6 separate regions of the Mus musculus genome follow, and regions 1, 2, 3, 5 and 6 are each linked to region 4. A link is a loop called in an ENCODE intact Hi-C map of the cell type or tissue named here. Cell type or tissue: heart. All regions are shown on one strand. Region 1 overlaps Gm13404 (a long non-coding RNA gene). Region 2 overlaps Mvb12b (multivesicular body subunit 12B). Region 3 overlaps Mapkap1 (mitogen-activated protein kinase associated protein 1). Region 4 holds the start of Gm34372 (a long non-coding RNA gene). Region 5 holds the start of Mapkap1 (mitogen-activated protein kinase associated protein 1). Region 6 holds the start of Pbx3 (pre B cell leukemia homeobox 3).

Region 1 (4,000 bases), 670 kb before region 4:
ATATGGCCTCAGGCTGCTAACCCTGAGCCCCAAGTTCAACCCCAGAACTCATGGGAAAATCTGGATAATCTGGTAGGCATCTGCAATCCCAGAATGTCTATGGTGGGATAGAAAGTGCAGGCAAAAGAATCAGCCAGAAATTCTAAGGCCAGCCAGCTTCTGCAAGATGCCTTCAGAGGCTGCTGTGTAGTGTGCACGCTGGGTGCACAAAAGAGTGCATGGATTGGGAGGTATGTGAGGGCGTGTGTAACTATAGATAGATTCTGGAGGGGTCTGTGTGCATAGGTACGCATGCATGCTCAGTTTTCTGTATATAGCATCTGTGCCCCCACGGGTGTTTTTAATGGTGGTCTGTCTTTGTGTCTCTGAGTCTGTATAACTATATGAGCCTGGATCACTCAGTACAGCAGAAGTGGGAGAACCTGTTTCAACTTTGTAAGGGAACCAACTTCTAAACATCTGACTTACACACATGTGTGCACACCCACATTCACATGGACACCATGCACAGAGCAAGAAGGAAAGGAAAAAGGTGTAGGGGGAAGTATATATTACAGAATGAGAATCTATGAGTTCTATAGTTAGAAGGGGAGTTGTTTTATCTTAGGATCTGAGACCTTGCTGTGTTGTGCCAGATAACCTTGAACCCCTGTGCTCAAAAGATCTCCTGCTGCAGTTTCCCAGTAGCTGAGCTTATAAGTGCCAGGCTCATGAACACTGCCTTGGGGTCTTTGTTTAACAAAGCTTATCCATAATTCCACATCAATAAATGAACAGTACTACTGTTGGTTTTAGTGGCTGCATAGTACTCCATAAAACTGATCTCTCATGGTGAAGTTGTCCCCAGCTATTGTGCACGGGTCACCAGCCTGGAGCACAGGGACCCTGGGAATCATTGGTGAGCAATCATTTCTCAGTAACTGCCGTTACTGTGAGCCTGAAGTCATGTGACTCTGCCACTGTGCACTTGGCCTGGGCTTTTCAAAGCTCCCAATTTGGTGTTTCAGGCCCAGCCTGCATGGTCCAGGTCCCCCATCCTTTCATCTTCGCATACCCTCTGCTGGTTGGTTCTTGGCTCTAGGCACACTTTGATCTTCACATGCAAACCTTTTCTCACCTCAGCGCCTTTGCATGTGCTACTCAGACACCCTCTCCAGGAAGCCTTCTATGGTGAATCCCTCCTCGAGCGAGGCTCCACTGGCCTTTCTTAGGACACATGACATACTTATCATTAGGGTAAATCAGGAAATTGCCAGCACTCAAGTTCTGAAGTTATGCTGTAGGCAATTTCTGAGGGTTGACTACTACAGACCCGAGGTTCCATCCCTTCCATTGAGCGGTGGCATTTTAGGACAGGGACCTATCTGCAGTGCTCATTGTGGCATTATCCCAGCACTGTACCTGAGCACAGACTGCCTCACCTGTCAATATAATGAGTAAATGAATAGTGAGGTTCAGAGTGAATTTGAGGCTTTAAATGCCTTAGCATAGTCTAGGCTAGCATGGGGGTGGGGTGGGGGTCACCCACCTTCCACTTGGCACTAATCACTGGGAGCAGAAACACGGACCAAGGCGGGTTGAGGCTGGGTGTACACCCTAGTCACTGTGGCTCCAAGGCTATACCCAGTCTCACTTTGAAATGGCCCAGCAACAGCTGGGTTCCTCTAGATAGAGAGCAGAGGCCAAGTACATGGGGAGAGGCCTGGGTGCTGCCTCTTACCAGTCTCTTCCCCCTCCTCCTCCACCACCACCACCAACCTGGTGGTTCAGGCTTGTAGCTGGTGCACTGTGCACTTATGGCCACAAGGTGGCAGTGTTGGCACCACCTGGGCTCTGGGAGGCACAGGGCAGCCAGCTCCTGCAAGATGCCTTCTGAGGCTGCTGTGCAGTGTGCATGCTGGGTGCACAAAAGAGTGCATGAGTTGGGAGGTATGTGAGGGAGCGTGTAACTATAGATAGTAGATTCTGCAGGGGTCTGTGTGCATAGGTATGCATGCATGCTTAGTTTTCTGTATGTAGCGTCTGTGCCCCCATGGGTGTTTTTAATGGTGGTCTGTCTTTGTGTCTCTGAATCTGTATAACTATATGATCTAAGAACGTTCAGGGGAGACAGTGTTTGTATGTAAAAGCATTGTGGTTCTGATGTGCACCTGTAGGGTAAGTGGTTCTGTGAGAGAGGAGAGGACAGCTTGAGGCTGTGTTAACATCAAGGCCAGGGACTCTTGGGGCTCTCTTTCCCCCTGCCTAGGACCTTCTCCTCCATACATAGCTGTTCTAATTCTGACCCTCAGAGCCTGGAGCTGGGGCCTCACTGGTTGCACCCCACTTCAGATGCTGCGTTTCAACCTCCCCTACGTCTTTCTCTGAGCCTCCTTCCTCCAGCCATGGAGACTGTGGCAACAGAGCTTCACCTAAGGCACTCTGAGTACACATAGTAGGCTGACAGCCTTCAGATGGCATGCAGCGGGCACTCTGAGTACACATAGTAGGCTGACAGCCTTTAGATGGCATGCAGCAGGGACCACCCCAGCTCCTCACTGAGAAAAGTCACTCTTATCACTAGGGTCCTGGGTCCTCTAGTCCCTCAGAGCTGATGTCAGTGTGTTCTATCTTCACTTAGTGGTGCCCAAGACAGAGTTCTGCCTGTCCCCCCAGGGGACTAGGTCTTAGATTCGGTGTCCCAGGCTTTGGGAAGACCTGGGGATGCCACTAGCTCCTTCTCTTGGTCCCATCTCTTATCCTGTGCAGGCAGATCACAGTTCCCTTCCAGCTTTCTCCCTCCCCCTGCCAGGCGAGGGCCCAGAGTGGCATGTCTGGCTATGTCTAGCCACCCTTCCCCCCATGGTTATTAATGATTGGGTATTAGGCAAGCGGCACTATCGATTCTGGCGCGGGCAGCTCCAGGTCGGGGTAATTTATGGAAACACCGGTGTCCCTGGTGATAAATAATGAGGTGATCGTGAGGATGGGTCACTAGTGAGTGACTTCCACCTTATACCCTGTCCACTAACACACCAGCTCATAAATGGAGGAAAGGGGGAGAGGCCCAGTAAGCTGGAAAGACAAAGGATGCTTTGGTGATGTGCGCCTCCAGAGGACAAGGGGAAGCAGAGACATGGCTCTGTGGGGTCCAGGCGGGCGGCGGGAGCTGGTGGGAAAGGGAAGAGAAATACAAAGAAGGCAGAGTGGAAAGACTGGGGAAGAGAAACAGTGGGGGCAGGAGACACGGAGGAAAACATGGGGTGGGAGAGGAATGAGAGACAAACAGGGCAAAGGAGAGGGGGACGGAAGAGGCCCGAGGCTGCACAGGGTGAGGACAGCAAGGGCAGAAACAAAGAGGGAAGACGAGCAATTAAGGCCAGCCACTCCTCGAGAGGACTGTACACAGGGTCGGTGCTGTGGTCTAACTGTGAATGCCCCGAGACACCCGGACTGTGTACCCTCCAGGCAGGCTTTGGATCCCACCTCTCTCCTGGGCCCAGCTGTGTAACCTTAAACAGGTCACTTCCTCTTGATGAGGACAACTGATCCACCCAGGTGAGAGACAGAACCACGCAGCTAGCTCAGTGCACTTGGGACCCAGTGCCAGGCCTTGGGGTGCATGGGTCAGTGATAGCGGGGTTCTTTCTGATGGAGTCATGTGAGCACGTCATGTGACAATAACTCTAATGAGTGGACAGAATGTCCAGTTAGCCACACATAAAGCAGGGAGAAGCCATGAGAGTAGCAGACTGAACCGCCTCAGAGGGGCACCTCCCAGAGGTGAGGTTTGATTTGGGCCTGGACTTACACAGGGGAGAGAATCACTCCTAGGGATAGAAACATTACGTGATGATGCTTTCAAGGTTGGAAGGAAGGCCACCGGGGCCTAGATTGGAGTCTCTAGTGCACCAGCCTCCCCAATCCCACACCTCCACACACCAAATCCACCAGCTTTAACTTGGTTATCTCCAGGGCTGAAGAACTCATTACTACTCTTGAGAAAATCTAATTCTGAAAA
Region 2 (4,000 bases), 890 kb before region 4:
CACCCGTGGGCAGCAGTGGCACCTGCACCTTAGAGGTGACCAAACCTCCTCGTCACTTAAGGCCTGCTCAGTATGAGGAAACTCATGCCTGTGGTTGGTGAGGCCATGGGCCCTAGAAAGGAACGAACTGTTGCCAGTGACAATAATTTCCAACAGCGTTCTAAATCCTTCCCCTCAGGCCCACAGAGAAGCGTGGCTCTCACTCTTCATCCACAAAGCTTCTTTTCACAGAAGACAAGACCGTTACGGAAGCCACAACTGGCCAAAATGCAGAGGCCGTCTGACTGTGGGGTGCCCAGGCCCAGCTGATAAACATATAGAAACTGTACCCTAAAGATTCGAGGAACACTGCAGACGGCATGGGGAGGTTTGGAGGGGGGAGCCTGTCAAAGGCAGAGAGCCTGGATGCCAGCTACAAGATAGTTGTACCTGTTAAATCTCAACAATGTGGCTGCTTGGACAAGACCTGCCCAGTGATGCCACTAGCTGACAGGGAAAACCTCACACGGTTCCAACACTAGAGGAAGAGCTATCAGTGACTAGTGATTGCTGAGAGATGGAGTGCCAGACTTCTATAAGTCGAGCCCCTGGTGGGTTATAATCCTATGTGGTCAGCCAATCCGTGTGGTCATCCCTAAACACAAGCCAAACCAGCAATTCTCGATGGACTCAGGTGTGTGTGTGTGTGTGTAATTGAAGAGGTCATGAAGTTGAAAGGGAGTGGAAGTGTAGTGATAGAAATACAGTATATAAAACTCTTGAAAAAGTGTTTTGTTTTTTTAAAGGCAGGGAATTCGGCCAGCAGAAGGAATGGGCTGCAGACTGCATTTTGGCCAGTTGTGGCTTCTGATACAGTCTCCATCTGCTAGCAGCAAAAAAAAAAAAAAAAGCCTCTTTGATGAAGGGAGGGCATTAGGAGGAAGGACTTAGAGTGTGCAGGAGTGGGGAGCAGGTTTCAGAGCTATGACTGCGGTAGGCAGCTTGCTGGTGTAACACTGATTAGATGTGTGTGTCTGAGGTGGGTAGCTTGCTGGTATAACACTGGTTAGATGTGCATGTCTGAGGTGGGAAGCTTGCTGGTGTAACTAACACTGGTTAGATGTGCGTGTCTGAGGTGGGCAGCTTGCTGGTGTAACACTGGTTAGATGTGCGTGTCTGAGGTGGGCAGCTTGCTGGTGTAAACTGGTTAGATGTGCATGTCTGAGGTAGGCAGCTTGCTGGTGTAACACTGGTTAGATGTGTGTGTCTGAAGTAGGCAGCTTGCTGGTGTAACACTGGTTAGATGTGCGTGTCTGAGGTGGGCAGCAGGGGAGATTCACTCTGTACTTCACATGTTTCTGAGTTTGTATTTTCATGCGTGTGCATGGGTCTGTCGGGAAAACACCAAGTATTGAAAAGTTGATGCCTGGACAGGAGGAGATAGCTCTGTTGGAAAAGTGTCCGCCATGCAAGCATGAGTAGCCGGGTTCAGATCACAAGCGCCCATGGAAAGGCCAGTGTGAGCCCAGTGGTGGGTAAGCCCAGTGGTGGGCGAGAGATCCTGGAGCACACTGGCAAAGCCTAGCCTAGCTCAGTCAGTGAGTTCCAGGCTCAGTGCAAGATGCTGCCTCACAAAGTGAGGCACAGAGAAAATCAAGGAAGACCCCCAATCCCCACAATGATCTCCAACTGGGAGGAGTCCTGAGTCTGCTTCAAATGGTGCCATACCAGAGAGGTCCTCTTCAGTGGGAGAGGAGGATTAACGCTGGTCTGCGGCATGACTCGTGGGTGCATGCCTGTGGTTAGCAGAATGTGGCAGTGAACCAACCGCCCTCACACTTTGGAAGGCATCTTTTAGGCCTTTAGAAATGCCATCCAAGGGCTGGAGAGATGGCTCAGTGGTTAACAGCACCGACTGCTCTTCCAAAGGTCCTGAGTTCAAATCCCAGCAACCACATGGTGGTTCACAACCATCTGTAATGAGATCTGACACCCTCTTCTGGTGTGTCTGAAGACAACTACAGGGTACTTAGATATAATAATAAATAAATCTTAAAAAAAAATCCCATCCAAGCCACCTACTAAGTTCTTTAACAAATTTAAAAGTTTCTTTGTAGCTGCAGCCACTGCACGTGTGCTGACGGTACAGCGAGGCACAGGATAAACTGGCGGTCTGCTGACTGCCACACCCCTGCCTCACCATGCACTGTCTTTTGGAGTTTCTTTGTTTTGCATAGGAATGGTCTCAAGCCAGTGTGATCTCTGTAAAAATTTAGATGGCAGCTGGGACCTTGGAAGAATATACAGGAGCTTATAGCAGTCTACTGGATCAATCACACTTGGTTCACGAGGTAGGAATATTTGCTTTTCCAAATATTTTGCCTTCCTGGCCGATAATAAAGCTGTTCAAAGAACACAGGGTGAAGAACACCTAGCAGAGGCAGCCATGTAATCCAGTGCAGTTCAAGACATGACCAGTAGATGGTGCAAAGGGACCACATATTTCTGTGGCTGCAACTCAACCATCATCAAATCAGTTCACATTCCTAAGCACTAGGAATGCTTTCCAAAAGCAGAAAGGAAGGAACCACTGGGCTGGATCCGAGCACTCTGCTGTGATAAAGTTGGGACGCTGCCATTTCATTATGAATGCAACCCTACCTGGCCTTCCTCCAGCAGACCAGGCTCCCCAGCCCACCCTAACCTCGTGCATTTGAAGAGGCCCTAACAAAGTGGACATCTAAAAGTTGAATTTGAAAATTCTTTTAACCTCACGCTGCCAAATGTGGTTCCATTAATTTCACCTCTGAGTAGTGACGTAAATGCTATCGGGATCAGCCCCAAGCTAAATAAGCAATAAGCCCCATTTTTCAACACACAAACACATAAAGATGTCAGCTCGAACTGTTTACTAATTAACACTTAAAAAGACACAAATTAGATATGCGTGGCTAAGAGCAATTATAATCAAGACGAATTCCTCTAGTCATTTGGGAACTGGAAAAAAAAAAGCCTAATTGCTGGAACCAATGTTTTAAAAACTGAAATCACGCCAGTTAGCAAATATGTTCATTTAAAGAGTATCTCACGTGACTACACTCCTGAGGCCTGACTACAAACTCGAGAACAAGGATAATATTTAGGGATAAAATTAAAATTTTAAGCTCTCTTAGATTTATAACTTCTTCATTAAATATGTCTGCAAACAGCAGCCCATAAAAACCTGTAGCAATTAAGTGGTTAAATGAGCTGCCTCCCTTGTCAATTTTAAGGGGTGATTAATATTAGATGGTCCCTCTGCTAATGAGACTCTCCTTCTTCAGCTTCTAAGTCCTCTGAAAATGGAGGCTGTCTGTTCCATCAGGAAGCAAGGTAGGCTAATGAGAGAGCAGCTAGCCACAGCCCCACGTACCCCGTGAAGTGTCTGGGTGAGCCTGTTCACGCCGAGTCTGCAGAGACTGGCTTCCCTCACCTGGCTCTCTCAGCCAGGGGCTGTTGCTCCTGATTTAAAGGGTCTGTGTCGGATGAGCCTTCAACGCCTGCATCTTGGCCCATGAGCACTGGGATGGAGGCCCATGGCGGCATAGGTAGGTGGAAGGAAACAGAGGACCAAGACAGCCAGGGCACGCCCACCCTGGCTGCGACAGGGAATCCATCAGATGGAGAAATGGGACAACTGCTTACAAGGGAAATAAAGAGCCGCGGAGACGGGGAATATTTATATGCCCATCTACTCAGTCAGAGGGAAGATGCTTCATCATGGACCGCTGTGGAATTGCATTTTTTCCTCGCTCCTCAATGGAGCAGCTTGTGCTGGGCTTGGGGGTGGGGTGGGCAGTGTGGCCTTGTGGGGACAGTAGCAAGAAAACAAGAAGGAAGACATACTGTGTCAGGCCAGAAAACTTTGCTGTGACTCCTTGGTCACTTCCCATGGGTAGGAGGGACAGCAAAAATCACTCTATTGCCTTGACCCAATTGACAGGTATTCTGCTGAGGCCTCTGAAGACAGCAGACAGGAGTG
Region 3 (4,000 bases), 110 kb before region 4:
GAAGCTTGAAGATCCTTAGCCCCTCGAGTGTTGAGTGATAGATGTTTGCTACTGTACCTGAACATTATATATCACTTTTAATAAAGACTAGTCAATGGCTAGTATGTTAGTAATTACTTAATTATTATTTGACAGATGTTACTATAAATACTTTCATGTCCAAGAATTGTTTTGCCTGTGAGGAAATGGAGTCAGAGTAACTATATGGTTTACCCAACAAAGGGAAAACTTCACTTCAAACTAGCCATTATTATATTCTACAGCTCAGTGTGCTCTGCTGCCTTTTGGTATTACTGCTCCCTTTCCACTGCTGTGATACAGAGCTGAGACATCTCTCCTGAGGGAGCTCCTCTGACTCTTCTCCTGGGTGTGGCTAGTTAGGTATTATAGGCATGTATGTTTCTCAATATACTTAATAAGGGTTCAACCTCCCCTCTAGTCCACCACCTACCAAAGATAACAGAAAAGAAAGGTTATTAGGATATGGGGAAGTGGATGTGTTTAGAAATGGTTCTTTGGTGAGACTTCAGTCTTCATTGTTCTCAGTCCAGTCAGCCAACAAACACCAAACATGAGTCAGCTAGCTGCATTCCAGTCCACTAGCAAACACCATACACAAACCAGCAGCTGTAGTCCAGTCCACACAGCAGACACAGGAAACTAAATGTTTTCTTTGGAAAGTTTGTAATGTTGCTGAAGCAGACACAGGTGAAAGGATGTTTGTGCAGACACAGATGAAAGGATGCATGATATTAAGAAGGACCCAACAGATGGTGGATGATGCTGGATGGTATTAGTATGCCTTGCCATTGTTTATTAGTCACAATTTGTTGGGACTTCACAGAGAGAAACACACCAAAAAACTTCTGGTGGTATGCTGGTGGTTTCTTGCTACTTGTGCTGATTGGCAGAGTGATGTCAGCTGATTCAGACTTATGTGCCAAGGCAAGATACGTGATGAGGCAAGACCTGTGGAGGACTCAAGATGTTTGGAGGACATATAAATAGGACTCAATGGCCTGAGAGAGGCTTCCTTGCAACGCTTCTTGGTCTCGCATCTTTGCTGATCTTTGCTTCATTGAGAGGGGCATGGCAAAGAACTTCTGCCATCCCCAGAGGTCCTTGTACCTCCTGCTGATTCGGCTGAGGCCTGGCTGCCTATCTCTGCTAGGTTGTGCCACCATTGCTGATTGATGTTTGCTATCCCAGCACTACTGAACTAGCCTGATGGTAATTGGTGAAGTGTTTGCCAGTGGCTCAAACTGCTGCTGCTGACGTCTAAACTGAAGTTCTGGTTTCCTGACAACACAGATGGGATTTGCTCCAAAGAACCATTTCTAAACCGGTTCACTTCCTCCATATCCTAATAACCTTTCTTTTCCACTACCTCTGGTGGTGAGGGGCTAGAAGGGAGGTTAAACATTTAAGAACCATTATTAAAAGTAGGGTTAAGTAAAACTCTAAGAGTACAGTTTCTATTTCAAAGTATGCTGTTTCCCTATGCCTATAAAGAAAGCAGCCATCTGTGAGCTTCTCTGACCTTCTCTACCACAGACTGTACATGTGTTAGGGACCATTTTGTTAAGTTCTCAATAGTTCCAAAATAGGATGAGTGTGAGTTTTGCCTCAGGATAGTTTCCTGATGCCTCCAGCCTTGTTTCTCTGAAATTATATGTGCTCTTTTAGGATTAAATGATTAAATGCAGGCTTCTTAACAGATTAAAATAGTGCTGGTCACATAGTAAATTTTCAATAAGCAGTAGTTGCTGCTGTTACTTCTGTGATTGTTAAATGGTGAATGCATATTATACAGATTTAAAAACTCTTTAATTCTCACTGAATTTCCCCCACATTGTGACTGAGTTTCTATTGCCTGCTGTCCCTCAAAGCCATTAAGTTACACTGCTTCTGAGTTTTCCTGTCAATTGGAAAGCTTTGAACATTGAGCCCAGAATGCTGACCTTCAGGGAGCTTTTGATGCTTGGATCAAAGGCTACTTGCTGACAGTGCCCTTAAATGATGCCACCAAGCAGCTCATCACACAGTTTCATGCCCGTAAGCTGCTTGAGTGCTGAGATCCATTCTTCCCACAGGAGCCAGAGCAGAGAGGGCTGTGTGAGGCCTCTTCTTTTGGGGTATGACTTGGGCCAAGGCAAACAGAAAGCCCGCATTAGGAAACAACTCCCACTGTTTGGCGCCCTCCAGTGCCAGGTGCCTAGCATCCATTGTGTGACAGTTCTGCAGGGAAGGGGCCTCACTGCAGCACTACACACACATACTTGTGTGTTACAGCATTACACTCACAGGGCACAGCACTTGCAGTCTGTATGCTTTCCTCCCCAATAAACTGCCCTCTCCCTTGGTGTCCATCTCTTGCCCTTTTCCTGTCCAGAGAGTTATGCTTTAGTATGAAGACCTATGTCCTTATTTCCTGTGTCTCCTGTCACCTTTGGTTTACTGCTTAGAAAAATACTCACTGTCCAGGACTAATGCTAGTGTCAAAATTCTGTGGTAAGTCTGACACTGTCACATAACTTTTAAAATCCCAGTGCTTTGGAGGCTGAGATAGGAAGGTCTCAAGTTCATTGCCAGACTATGTCTCAGGCTCCCTCCCTGCCCCAGAAGCCTCTTTGGTGACTGCATGGCTTTCAGAGGCGCAAAACTAAGCTCCCTGAGCTCGTTTTAAATGCCTGTGCGATCTTCACTGTCTTAGCAGACTTGAGAGGACCCAGCTCCGAGTTTACTGGCAGCAGCAGTAAGTCAGCTCTCTGACATGGAGTTTCATGATAGACCTGAATAAGGATCCCACCAGAGATGCAGAGGTGCTCAGTCGTCTGTGCTTGCATCCCCAGCATGCCCTGTCCTGAGCCCAGAATAAGACAGACAGCACACATCCTGGACATGCATCCGCATCCGATGCTCCCTTGCCCTTCCTTTTTTCCTTCCTTCCTTCCTTCCTTCCTTCCTTCCTTCCTTCCTTCCTTCCTTCTTCCCTTCCTTCCTCCCTCCCTTCCTTCCTTCACTGTTGTTTTCATTTTCCTCTCATGAACCCTGCTACCCTGGCTTCAGCTTGGAGGCTGTAAAGGAAGATGGAGAGCCGAGTTACCTCAGAATGATCACTATCGTTAACATTCACGGGTGGTTCACTTATCATTCCTGACTGCACAGACATGGCAGCCACGCGGAAGCGTCCGCAGGTGTAGCATGGTGATACATATTACATTGTGCCACAATGGATTTATGTATTCTGTAACAAAAGAAAAGTGTAATGAAAAAATACAGAAGGTGATTCTTTATTCCTCCACTACACAATTTATCAGTAAGGCCTGTGGAGGGAAGGGCCAGGGATTTCCTCTGCTTGCTTTAACCTTGTCACCCAGGTATGTTTTGGTAAAATGACAGAAAAATACAGACTGGGGATTTTCCTTTGCTTCAAACCTCTTAAAAGGACACTTTGAATTTATGAAAGTTAGTCCAGATATGAAACTGCCTGTTAAGCTTTTACTCTGCTCTTTGCTGAAAGAGTTGAGCATACTGGCTTGCAGTGATTTTATCAGCCGGCCAAAGAACGGGAGCCAATGCAGCAGTTTATAAACAGACAAACTCTACCATCGGTTAGGTAGCTGCCGGGTGGATGAGGGTTCGTGAGGCCTGGGCCAGTACTAGTTTGCAAATCTCCGAGAACTTGTGTTTCCTTTTGGCCCTACTCATCTGTCACCCAACATATTGTCACAGATGGAGGACATACTGACTTCTGAGGAGAAAGCTGGGGCAGGCAGATCTGAGTGTGGTTGATTGGCATTTGTTCCAATACTCACTGGCCTAGTGCCAAGGCAAACACCCGCAAGTTTTTAATGCACAAGGCTCTTTACATATCAGTACCCTTGCCAAAGTTTCACTTACAGCAGCTCTCCCAAAATAGAGTTTTTTTAAAAAGAGCTATTTCTTATTTTGCTTTGATCAGTAAAATAAACTTTTAAAGATTGTTCTGGGATGGGGT
Region 4 (4,000 bases):
CCTCCCATCAAACCCTCTCAGGTCTCCCAGCTTCGGCCCCCAGCCAGGCTGGTGGTTACAGTTGCTCCCAAGGAGCTCAACTTAAAAGACCCAGAGAATGGAGCTAGATCCAGTACATTCGGATCCAGTACACCCAGCAGGACCAAGACCAGGCTCCCAGCAAATGGGATTAGGCCGCTCCCCTAATCATGAGAATTTTGTCAGCTGGACAGCAAAGGCCAGAAACCTGGAATGACCATGGGGAGCAAGGACCCCTCTTCAGCCCTGGCCTGAGCCACCTTCCTTGCCAGGGTCCTGCCCCTCCCTGCGCCACCAGCCCAGGCCAGATCTCACCCCGCTTGGATTTACTCTTTCTTTGTCATCTATAGCAAGACAAGAGTGACCAGGTCAACTACAATTGTGTACGTCACCCTCCCACGGCCACACTCTCAGAGCTTTAGGTCAGGGCCATGGGTCCTCCATCTTCCCGCATCTGGGTCTGAATTTCCCGGATGTAGCTGCAGATACAGCGGCCCCAAGCTGTGATGACAGCCACTCCACGGAGGGTCCAGTCCTCCCAGGACTTGGTGCTGCCTGTGGGGTGGCAATGGGGTTCCTGGGGACAGGACTAAATGCTGAATAGGCCCTGAAAATGGGGAGGACCTTGAAATGTCAGCTCACACAAGCTGGCCCTTTCTAAGTACTAGACCCAGCAAAGGATTGGGACCCCCACTCTCTCTGTCCTGAGCCTCAAAATATGTGATATTCAGGGGCCTCCTTCAAAGTCAAGAAACTGAGGCTGGAGGGATGACTCAGTGGTTAAGAGCACTGACTGCTCTTCCAGGGGGTCCTGAGTTCAATTCCCAAGCAACCACATGGTGGCTCACAACCATCTGTAATGGGATCAGAAACCCACTTCTTCCCAGTACACTCTTCTGCTGTGTCTGAAGACAGCTTCAGTGTCTTTTTTTAAAAGAAGGGAAAAAAAAAAAGTCAAGAAACCCGGTACAGAATCTGGTCTGTGCCCCTACCCACTCTGCCTCAGGCAGGGTCAGGGGTCCCAGAATAACCTTGCTCAGCCAGTGTAGGACAAGCCGCTGCTGGGAGCTGAGGCCCAGCTGGGTTCCAGCGAGTCCTGGGTGGGTTCTGAGCATGGGGTCTGGATTTAAAAGCTGCTTAGGTGTGGAAAGAGACTAGGGGCACCATGGACAAACTGAGAAACAGGTATGGGAGAGTGCTTGGGCAGAAGGAGGGGACACAGGCACCTCATGTCACCAGTGGCTCCAGCTTTGGTGGCCAGAGGATCTGCCATCACAAGCCTCCTGCACCCAGCCCCTGCCTGCTCTTAATCTTGCCCCAGTGCCTAAGTGGGCGACCCTTGCTCTTGGGGACTGCACCCTCTGTATGACTTGGCTTAATTATCCTAGTGAGCCCCCACCTGGAGGCTCCCACTGGTCCCCTTAGCAGATGAGGTCTGTGGACTTTAGAGCCCTTGAACTGGGGTGACCTCATAGGCCCTCTTGGGCTTGTGACAGTCACTTCTAACCTCGCTCCCCCTCCCCACCTCTCTCTCTCTCTCTCTCTCTCTCTCTCTCTCTCTCTCTCTCTCACACACACACACACACACACACACACACACACACACACACACACACATATACACATGGACACATTACTCGCAGGGGCTGAGACCTTTGCCCTTACAGACAACAGCAGGGCGGGGCACAGGGGGGAGGCAGTGAAGCCACAGCCTGCAGCTCGGCGCGGGAACAAAGGAAGCACGGGGCGGTGGCCCTGCGTCCCACGCACGTCCCCAGCACCCACGCTCACGCGTGTGGGACATATGCACCCAGGGTACCGGGGCTCGCCACGCGGGTGGGGACCCCGACTCCGGCACACCGCCCCAACGCTAGTGTGGTCCGCCTTTAACACCAAGGCCCTGGAGTGGCAGTTGCAGGGAAAAGGAGTCAGCTCCAGGGTTCTCCCCTACATCCAGTGCCCGCCTGGGGCTGGCTCTGGCAGACCTGAACGCAACCCTTAGTGCCCCAAACTGACTCGCGGTGTTGGCGGACTCAGATGACAGGGATGGCCATGCGGGCGAGGAACAGCCAGGACCGAACCGCGAGGGAGGCACAATTGCAGCCCTGTGGCGCCACCTACGGCCCAGACTAACTCGCAAGCTTTCTGCCAGGCCGGCTCGATACAACTTCTGACATGTGGATTCCAGGTACCACCACCCAGGTTCTGTCTTCCTCTTCCAACTCCTACCAAACCCTCCTCTTCCTGCAACTGTACCCCACATTTAGCCCCACCCCAGAATTTCTCAAAAAGCATATCAGAAAAAGCTCCAGAAACATCAGTCCCGGGGGGGGGGGGGGGGGGGCTTTGTTCTGACAGGGTTCAGTTTCCTCGTGTTCTCCCATCTGTCTGTCCCTGCTGCACCCAGAAGTAACATGGCTCCCAAGGGTGAACACTCTTGGTCAGGAGGCATGGGAGGGCAGAACTGGACAGCCCTGAATTGAGCAGCACCTGAGCTAGGCCAGGCCTCTCAGTCCTCATGACCCATGACCCATGCTGAGTACCTGAAGACCAGTCTACACTGGGCTCTGAGGAGACCATGTGACATGACACCCGTACTCCCGCCATGACAAGTAAGCTCTGGCTGCAACTCCGCCCCCAAAAGAGGGTCATTCTCATGGTTTAGAGCCTCCAAGTGGTAGCCCAGAGTCTAGGCTACACATAAGTCTACACACTAGAGTCTAGGCCCAAGGGATCCTCACCACGGGAAATAAGCATTAGCTCGTGGAGTATGGTAAGGGGCACAGCAATACAGCAAGGGGCAAACCCAGAGCTCGATGTTACGACCTTGGTTCAACCAGGACTTTGGGGAGTTCAGAGGAGAGATCACTGCTGAAAGGCTTCCCTGGAATTCACGGAGAGATGATAGCAGTAGGCTTTGAATTTAGGAGTTTGCCCAAGGGAAAAATCTCACCAGAAAGTGTGGGCTTGTGGGAAACAGGAGCTTAGCCAATGTCATGTGCAACTTGAGAGTGAAGAGTGTAGATCTGAGCACTAGGCAGGCCATGGTTCAAGTCCAGGCCCTGCTGTGTCACCTCCAAAAGACCTAAGCATGTCAAATGAGAGTGACCCTACTTGGTTAGCACACTGTAGAGCTAACTAACCACTCCTGAGGAAAATAGGGGAGCAAATGTGACGGTGACATTCTGGGGTGGTCATGAGAGGTCACCCTGAATGTCACTCTGAGGACTATAAGGCTGGGGAAGGCTCCCCTGCTCCAAGGCCTCTCACTGGGGCCAGGCTTTAGGCCTTACCTTCTCTGGCCAACCTCGGCCAGGGTTATGACCCCCACCCCTAATCCGAGGCCCTGCTTCCACACTAGGTTGACATGGAAGAGCCGCCACCCTTCCCCCACGCTGCACAATCCCCCCCCCCCCACACACACACACTGTGCAGTCCCTGCCACAGAGAAAGGACGGTGGCACTACCATAATTTCTATTTCCTTCTAAATAGAAGCTCCCAGATCTGCTCCCACAGAACCAATTAAAGCACCTGCCGGGACCCAGCTTTGTCAGCAAATTACTTCCAGGCTCCATGGCTCAGGAATAAATCTCAGGCCGATGAAGGGGCCGGGATGAGGCGACGAACTGGAGGCCCCGGAGCAGGGAGGAGGTACATTCTCTCTAGTCCAGGCACCCCAACAGCACACGTCCAGCCTGGGTCACTCCCCCCACTGCTGCCGGAACAATCATTCCCTACGCGTGGGACACCTGTGCCCAGTAGACCAGGATGAAAATGACCCCACCTCCCGGACGTGGCCTGGGAGTCTCCATTTCCTTGTCCCAAAAGACCAGGATCACCTGTGCCCTTGGCTCTACTCTACCAAGCAACAGGGAGCAGTTGCCTCCTAACCTTGTGGCAGGATCCAGGACAAGTCCTCCCTGCTCTGGACTTCCCTTGGTGCTCCTACCCACGTCCCGGGTTCCAGCTGAGCTTACTGTC
Region 5 (4,000 bases), 230 kb before region 4:
GATCCCAGTTTGTGTTGCCCATAAATTCTTGAGTGTGGCGCCATCCGTTGGAGATGGTTGACCTGCCATGCCCTTAAGGTAAACCAACTCTTCCTCCCCCAGTAGCCAGCAATTGTCCATAACTCGTCTAGGAACTGGGCTTGTGAGCTCCTCTTGCTTCCATTCTGGAATGTTGACTGGCTTCATCTTGTGCGTTTCTTTTTTTGGGGGGGGGGGTTGGGGTTTTGAGACAGGGTTTCTCTGTATATCCCTGGCTGTTCTGGAACTCACTTTGTAGACCAGGCTGGCCTTGAACTCAGAAATCCATCTGCTTCTCCCTCCCGAGTGCTGGGATTAAAGGCATGTGCCACCATGCCCGGCTATCTTGTGCATTTCTTGTACAGGTAACCAGAGGTAGTGTGAATTCATGAATGCAGAGAAGGTATTGTTTCTTCTGGGCCTCTGGCTGTTACAATCTTTCTGTTCCCAATTTCAATGGTGGTCTCTGAGCCTTTCAGTGAAGGTGCTATGTATCCTGTTGCAGGGTATTTGATCACACTGTGAACCCCACGGTTGTGTTACTGAAAAAACCTGTTTTTAGTTGTGGTGTGGCTCAGCCCTTAGCTCACACCTTTAATCCCTCTGGTTGGAATACAGATGTGCCCTTAGTACACACCTTTAATCGCAAACAATGAAGGTAAAGTTAGTTGGTAAATGGAAGCAAGCAGCCATGTTTGAAAGTGATGTCTAATTGAATGACAAAGTGATGCATCAGAAAAAGATTTGACAGAATAGGATATACCCAACTCTCAAGAGAAGAGGGAAGGAGGCAGTTTTACAAGGAGAGTTTGATACAGACAGGTTGAAGAGAGAACAAGCTAGACACAGGTGAAGATAGAATGAGCCAAAGAAAAAGAACCAGGGGATTAGAACAGGTTGCTTAAATTAGAATGAAGCCTAGCAGAGCAATTCTGTCAGAAACTGAGTGGAGCCAGATTGAATCAGTCAGCTTGGAGAAAAGTTTGAGCCAGAATCGCCAGTCCGAGATCAGAAAGTACTAGAAAGGATGATCGTATTCAGCAGCAAACATTTCAGGCTGAAAACATTCTAGGCTTTGATTAGATTCAATGGAGGCTGAAAAATTCCAGGACTAGGTCTAGGTTAGCAGACTGAGATAGTAAGCCTCCAGACGACAATTACTACAGAACGACAGGAGAATAAGTTACAATTACAGTGTCCTACTGTGGCTGAGCACTCGATGGACATTTCATCTGTGCACCATGGCCACTTGTGAGAGTTTCTGTATTAACCATTGTCCACTGCAGTAAAAAAACAAAACAAAATAAAACAAAAAAATACCCAAACTTCTCTGATTAGGTGTGAGAGCGTCACTAATCTGGGTTTAGATAGTAATTTAAAAAGCAGTTTGATACTATGTCCATGTAGCAAATAATAGTTGCAGTGAACTCTTCTTTCTGATATGGCGGTTAAGATGAAGACTTTTCCCTGTAAAAGTAAGACGTAGCTTACAGAGATCCTTACACTTGAAGGTAAACAGAAGTTGGTTAACCTGCTCCAGAAACGGCCAAGGGCAGCACGCATGCGCAACCACCCACCAGTTCCCGCCCCTTGTCCCGCCCCCGGGAGGCAGCGACTTCTCGTTCCTGGCTCTGGGGCTTGCGCACTGCGTCCCCAGCCAAAGGCGTCTTGCAGATCGGGGACTTCCGGTACGCGGGGTACGGTTCCGGGTCGTGGCGCGGCTCTGGGTAACAGGGCTGCTGTTGCCGGCCGGCGGCGGCGGGGTCATGAGGGCGTGCCCGGGGCGCCAGGGCCGAGTGGGCCGGTAGGACTGCCGAGGACTTCGTAGGCGCTGGGTTCGGTGCAGGGGCCGGGAGGCGTGGGGGAGTCGGGACCTCCCTCAGGGACGTGTCCCGGGCGAGGCGGCCTGTAGTGTGGGAGCAGCTTCAGGTAAAGGTTGCCCCAGCCGTCGCCCCCTCGCCCGCGGGACCCTCCGACCTCTCAGCACCCCGCTGCCGTCGCTGCCCAGCGGCGCCCGTTGGGGCTGTGCTCGGTGGCCTGGGAACATCGGTTTCCTTGCTCTTCCTGAGCCTGACAGCTGGGTGTGTGACTTAGGTGAGGAGAGACTTTGGACCTGGTTGTGCGGGGGCGGGGGAGGGGGCAGTCCTTGGCTCTGGCGGTTTCGGGTCTCGGAACTCTGCAAGGTCCGGTGCCCAAGTTCCATCCTGTGAAATCAACTTTTCAAAGCATTGCCAGGGCAGTCCTGAAACGGTCCCACTGATTGTTTATATCCCGAGAGCGCTGCGGGGAACTTGGAGTCCGTTTTTCTGTTTATGGGAGTGACAAGGAATGGTGAAGTTGCGGGGGCCGTGGGGGGGGGGTTGGGAAGAAGAAAAGATTATAGTTTAAAGAAGTGTATAACTCAAGCCAGAAGCTCTAAGATGAAACAGGGACCTCACAATTTGTTACAGCTTCCAATGAATGACCGCAGTATTTGAAACTGTCACTGTTCCCAACTCTGTGCAAAGCACCATGTTTATTACAAACCCCCAAAGGGCCGAGTTCAAAACCTTCCCAGGTGTAAACAGGAACGTGTACAGACACATCAGTTGATGAGGTCGGCCTTCGCAGGACTCACAGAAAGGATGGGTCCCTATTGTGCACAACCACCAGGGCAGAAATAAAGTGCGTTACTCCTATGTTTAGGAGCCACCCAAGCTGCAGTGACAAATCTTGCTCAATGCTATTTGCCCCCATCTTTTTCAGTCACACCCCTTCAAGCTTACTGGACGCTAGGGAGGGGCATGCCAGGTGTCCCTTTCCTTTAAGCTTTGCTCATATCTGCCTTCTGCTACTAAATGTGAATAGTGCCTGCGACGCCTCTATAATCTTGTGGCTCTCTGCTAGTGTTTAACAGCTAACCTTTTAAAAGTCCCTGCTATGGGCCTTTCTTCTGGATAAGTAGGATCTCACATCATTTTTGATTTGTTCTCACATAAACTTTTTTTTTTCCTCACCCTGTCCTGCCTAGACACTTCCTATGTTTTGATTTCTATTGCTAATGCTTCCCATGGTCCAACTGATGGTGGTCTCACTCAGCCAATTAAGGACAATCCCAGCTTTGAATGAGTGATTCATTGACCCTCCCATTTTTAAGAATTATTTTAAATATGTATGTGTGTCCATGTGGGATTTGTTTGTGTACATGTGAGGGCAGTTGCCTACAGTGGTCAGAAGAGCCAAAGAGCGTGTCAGATCCCCTAGGACTGGAGCCGTTGGTGCTGTGAGCGGCACATTGTAGGTGCTGGGAACTGAACTTGGGTACTGCACAAGAGCAGTGCTGGTTCTTAATTGCTGAACCATTTCTCCATCCCCTGGGAATGATTTCTTCCGGAAAACCCTATAAGCGCCCCTTATTTACAGTCCCTTAGCAAGCATTCATTGTGCATGGATATAGGTCAGCCACTGCATGGCAGTTTAATAAGTAAGACTCAGTCATTGTGTACAGCCAGTTCTTACGGTGAGAGGGACACGTGTGAGAGTTTTTCTGTGATTCGGAAGTAGTATGCCGTGTCAGTTTTTGAGAGGTGACGCTTGGTGAAGGGAATGAGCATAATGTGAGGTAAATTGAGCTTCAGTTTTTCCTCATTTAATCATTTTAATTCAGGTTGGCCCAGAATAGTTACACAGCTGGTACGAGACAGAGCCTTCTTTCATACCAGGACATTCATGCAAATACATATTGAAGCAACTGTCAAAGAGGGAAAATAAAAATGTTGAAGTGGAGAGTGCAGACAGTCCTCTAAAGGTAGACAGAGCCTGTGCTGCAGGCCTGTCTTAGCAGCTTGGTAGGCTGAGGCAGCAGAGTACTTACACAGATTGCACGAGCCAGCCTGGGCAATGGTGAATGGCTCAGTGGTTAAGAGCATGGGCTGCTCTTCCAGAGATCCTTAGTTCACTTCCCAACACCTGTATGGCAGCTCATAACCATCTGTAACTCCAG
Region 6 (4,000 bases), 270 kb before region 4:
GTGGGTGCCCGGAGTCTGGGCAGGCGGAGAAAGTTGCACTTCCCTGCGGTGCGGCCACGGACCCGGCTGGGACGCGGAGCGCGCTGGGGTCCGAGCGGGAGGTTTAAATCTGGGGAGGGGGGCGGGCAGCAGGGCACGGACGAAGCAATGATCGAGTTTGTCCCGAGCCCGGCGAGCAACTTTGCCCGCGCGATGGGGGACACAGCAAGTGCCCGGCGGGCGGAGAAAGTTCCCGCCCGCAACTGAGGCCCGGGTCCCGGGAGCCAGCCGGGACCCGAGCCCGGCTCCCGTACACACACAAAAGATGCTTAATGAGACGACACCAACTTTGCTTGCGCCTCGTCCAAGCTCTGGTCGGTGATGGTCATGATCTGGTGGAGGATGTCGCCGATGTCCTGCTTCCTGCCGTCGCCGTCCGCCCCTTCGTGGCCGTGAGGGGGAGGCGGCAGAGCCATACCCCCCTGGACCGAGTGGCCGGCCAGGTTCACCCCGGCCAGAGTCTGCAGCATCCTGGATTGATCGTCCATCCCGCCGCGCGCGGGCGGGAGCGGGCGGCGGCGGCGGAGGCGAAGGCTGAGGCGGCGGCGGCGGCAGCGGCGGCGGCGGCGAGGGAGGAGAAGAAAGAGGGGGAGGGGGAGGGGGAGGCGGCCGCGCGCTCCCCGCCCGCGCGGGAGGGGGCGGCCTGGCCCGGCGCGGCCCGCGACTGAGGGGACGCGGACCGGCGTCCGGCTCCGGCTTCCGCCGCGGAGGAGACTGAGGACAGCGGCGGGCGGAAGCGGCGCGCTCGCCGGCGGAGGCGGAGGCGGTGGTGCCCGCTGCCCTCACGCGGCCGCCGCGCTGCCTCCTCAGCGCCCCTCGCCGCGCCGGGCGGCCCCGCACAACTTGGTCCTCAGCGCCAGCCGAGTTGCCGGGACGCCGCGGCCGCCGCCGCCCGCGCCAGCCAGAACGGTCCCCTCCCTCAGCCGCCTGCCGCCGCCGCCGCCGCCTCAACCGGGCGGGATCGGAGCACCGGCGGCCCCGAGGGAGGGAGCGGCGGCGGCGGCGGCGGGCTGCGGAGGAGGAGGAGAAGGAGGCCGACGGGCGGGCCGCGGGGAGCGAGAGGGGCGGAGGAGGAAAGTTTGGGAGCGGGCGGGCCGGCGCGGCGGGGACACGGAGCCCGGTGGAGGGCCCCGGCGGGCCGCACGCCGGGCGGACAGCAGATTGATGAGGCGGGAGAACTCGCCGCCGCCACCTCCGGTGCCGCGCACCCAGTCAGCAGCCGCTGTGGACCGGGCTCGAAGGCCGCTCGGCTGAGGGATTGACAGGCTGCCAGTGCCACTCACTCACTGCGGCCCCGGCGCCCGCGGGGGGAGGGGCAGGGAGAGCTGAAGGGCGGGGGAGCGCCCCGGATGCCCCGCCTCCGGAGGCGGAGCCTTCTCTCATTGGGCTTTGCGCCTCCCGCCGCCGCCACTGGCCCCGCCCCTAGAACGCAGCCCGTCCCCTCTGGCCTCTGCTGTGGGGTGCCTGAGAGCCAGCCCGGGAGCCTTATGGGCTACTCGCGCCGGCACTCCACAGATGGTCGGTCAGTCCAGCCAGCAAAGTGTTGTCCCCGGATCCTGCTCCTTCCCTATTATTAGCAGTTGGGGACTTAGAGGTGTTATATAGGACCGAATAAAGTGTACCCGTAGCCGACAGCGTGGTCCCCCATTGCATGAGATGAGCTTCACGCCTCGGACAGTGCCTGGGATACTTTCCCGCTCTTCATATCAAGAGGTGGTACCCTCTGGGCACAAGGCCTCAAGCACAGGGCCAATCGCATTGCGCTCAGCGCCGAACGAGGCGGGACAGAGCCAAGAAAGGGTTGTCCCAATTGGAGCGTTCGAAAGTCCTGGGCTGAGACCGGGAAAAGGGTCTAAAAGCCCTGCCCGTCCCACGGTCGCTATGGTAACCCGAACTCAGCACAAGGAGTTAGCGCTGGCAGTAGGGCCTTGCGCTGTCTGTCCCTCAAGGAGTGACCAGTTAGAATGGGAGCCTGTGGTTTCGCATGGACAGAGCTCTTCTCTGAAAAGCTAGCAAATGGAAAGGTCACAGAAACATGTCACCTGGAGAGAGTGAAATCCAGGACTATTTTCTAAGCTAACTGCGCTTTGCACACTCGACGAGTCCTGGAGATCCGGGGACTACCCTGGCAGGTGTGCGGAACCTGCGGAGAGCGAGACAATAGTCTTACAGACAAGTTTGTTTAGAAATGGACTGGACTGACAAATTGACCCCTTCGGCTGTAGTCAACTTCACCTAACAGATTTACATACCTGTAACACCTCTTCATCCATTATACTTCTGCCCAAGAGAGACTAAAGACTTAAACGGTGTTGGAATCCGCACCTACACCTCCGGTGGAGTCTTGAGGCTGATCTTGTCCTCATCTCTCAGGCTGAGGATTCAACATGATCTCATTTTAAACCCATGGAGATGACCCTAGGTTAAGTGTTTAACTGGTGGCTCTTACCTCTAAACGTTCCTTTCTCAGACTCAATAAGCGATCTTACCTGAAACTAAAAATAGAGGTGTGAGGAGATGAAAAATGGCTGTTACTCTGCAGGGTTGAATGTAGGACAAGCAGTTCTTTAAATGCCAGATGGAGTCTTGGAATAAAGCAGGCTACTCAGTTCCAGGTTCTTTCCTTCGTATGTTGAGTGTGATTTTAAATACTCCCCACTGCAAAGCTAACAGCCAAACTCACAGGCCAGGCAAGCTACAAGGCTTACCAACTGCACAGCTGCTGGGGAAGGAGTTCCAGACAATCTACCTTGCTTAAGTCCAAAGAGCCTCCTTTGAGTTCATTAATATTCTCTGCTCTTGTGTGTGTCAAGTTGCTGATTCTTCAAGTACTCATTATGAGTTACAGCCATCATTGATTGGATTTTCTCTACTCTAAACTTGTTTTTCAAACTGTCACCAAATCCTTTCGTGCTTTTTTTTTTTTTTTTTTTTTTGGTATAAAGGAATGAGAGAGCAAGGGAGATGTAAAATTCGCAGAATTTTATCTGAAAGATGCTGCAAGCTCTAAGATTCCTTCCAGCTCTGAAATTCAATGATCCTGTGAGTCACTATTAGGCCTCCTTCCTGCCCTCCTTCTAGGCTCATAATCTTGACTAATCAGTCATGAGGATGAGGCTAATTAGCAATGGGGATTTATGGTTATTCCTAGCCTGCTCCAAACAATGAGTTATGTAAGCAAAGCAACGTATATAAAAATGTAAATAAAATTAAAGAAACACTTAAGCAAATAAAGACAATTGGGAACTATGGGCTATGTAAACAAAGTAGAACATAAAAACATAAATTAGAATTAAGGAAGCACTTAAGCAAATGCCAGCAATTAGGAATAAAACAAACTTGTTAAATGCTTGACATCTGCAGCTAGGTTACGGCACACACCTCTAAATCTGTGGTCATTTGGAGGAATGGAATCCTGATATTTCTGCAGTGAGATCAGACAGACCTTTAGCTTAGGAGGCTTCCCATTTGGTTATTATTATGATGATGATAAGTGAGAAAAGCCAGTAGGTCCTAGCAGGGTTTCCTTCACAGGCTCACTGGCAATTGCGGTCGAGATAAAGTGTATTTTGTAAAGATATTTTTTATTTTTTATGTGTATAGGTGTTTTGTCTACATGTACATCTGTTAGACCATCTGTGAGCCAGGTGTCCATGGAGGACAGAAGAGGGTGGCAGATTCCCTTGGGACTGGAGTTACAGGCAGCTTTAATATGGCATGTAGATCCTGAGAATCAAACCAGGGTCTTTTGGAAGAGCAACCATGATTCTTAACCACTGAGCTACTGCTGTAGTCACCTCTCTCCTTTCTCTTCTCTTCTCTTCTCTTCTCTTCTCTTCTCTTCTCTTCTCTTCTCTTCTCTTCTCTTCTCTTCTCTCTCTCTCTCTCTCTCTCTCTCTCTCTCTCTCTCACTGTTGCTGGCTGTTTGTTTGTTTGTTTGTTTGTTTGTTTGTTTTAACCC

What was found. Hi-C counts contacts between places; a loop is a spot of excess contacts. Peaks named below come from ENCODE experiments on the same cell type or tissue, not always from the same donor. Only the 100,000 strongest peaks of a DNase experiment are listed, where the experiment ranks them.
Region 1: it touches region 4 in a loop (14-fold over the local background); 30 of 42 quality-filtered maps call a loop at or near these places.
Region 2: a loop joins it to region 4, with 4 times the contacts of the local background. A loop is called at or near these places in 15 of 42 quality-filtered maps.
Region 3: a loop joins it to region 4, with 2.4 times the contacts of the local background. A loop is called at or near these places in 7 of 42 quality-filtered maps.
Region 5: it touches region 4 in a loop (2.5-fold over the local background); 3 of 42 quality-filtered maps call a loop at or near these places.
Region 6: a loop joins it to region 4, with 2.1 times the contacts of the local background. A loop is called at or near these places in 8 of 42 quality-filtered maps.

Annotation. Positions count from the first base shown.
Region 1 is chr2:33,971,789-33,975,788 of GRCm38, forward strand. The region is part of intron 3 of Gm13404 (a long non-coding RNA gene); the gene reads left to right. Among named protein-coding and RNA genes, the nearest start is that of Gm39793, 11 kb to the left of the region's middle. In heart, no CTCF peak of the experiment used is centred here; a DNase peak (open chromatin) is centred at 1,803; H3K27me3 peaks cover 992 bases.
Region 2 is chr2:33,744,155-33,748,154 of GRCm38, forward strand. The region is part of intron 9 of Mvb12b (multivesicular body subunit 12B); the gene reads right to left. Gm52507 (a long non-coding RNA gene) reads left to right here. Exons shown (of 4, transcript XR_003953788.1): 1 at 1-2,330; 2 at 3,962-4,000. Among named protein-coding and RNA genes, the nearest start is that of Gm52507, 13 kb to the left of the region's middle. In heart, a CTCF peak has its summit at 2,451 (motif pointing right); a DNase peak (open chromatin) is centred at 2,607.
Region 3 is chr2:34,528,140-34,532,139 of GRCm38, forward strand. The region is part of intron 6 of Mapkap1 (mitogen-activated protein kinase associated protein 1); the gene reads left to right. Among named protein-coding and RNA genes, the nearest start is that of Gm34178, 45 kb to the right of the region's middle. In heart, a CTCF peak has its summit at 2,207 (motif pointing left); no DNase peak of the experiment used is centred here.
Region 4 is chr2:34,637,359-34,641,358 of GRCm38, forward strand. Gm34372 (a long non-coding RNA gene) reads left to right here and starts at 1,709. Exons shown (of 3, transcript XR_003954033.1): 1 at 1,709-2,206. In heart, a CTCF peak has its summit at 2,143 (motif pointing left); a DNase peak (open chromatin) is centred at 2,113; H3K4me3 peaks cover 684 bases; H3K27ac peaks cover 732 bases.
Region 5 is chr2:34,405,143-34,409,142 of GRCm38, forward strand. It overlaps Mapkap1 (mitogen-activated protein kinase associated protein 1), which reads left to right and starts at 1,709. Exons shown (of 12, transcript NM_177345.4): 1 at 1,709-2,112. In heart, no CTCF peak of the experiment used is centred here; a DNase peak (open chromatin) is centred at 1,679; H3K4me3 peaks cover 1,924 bases; H3K27ac peaks cover 1,751 bases.
Region 6 is chr2:34,371,394-34,375,393 of GRCm38, forward strand. It overlaps Pbx3 (pre B cell leukemia homeobox 3), which reads right to left and starts at 652. Exons shown (of 9, transcript NM_016768.2): 1 at 328-652. The coding sequence starts at 527. In heart, no CTCF peak of the experiment used is centred here; DNase peaks (open chromatin) are centred at 418, 1,438 and 1,818; H3K4me3 peaks cover 2,473 bases; H3K27ac peaks cover 2,496 bases.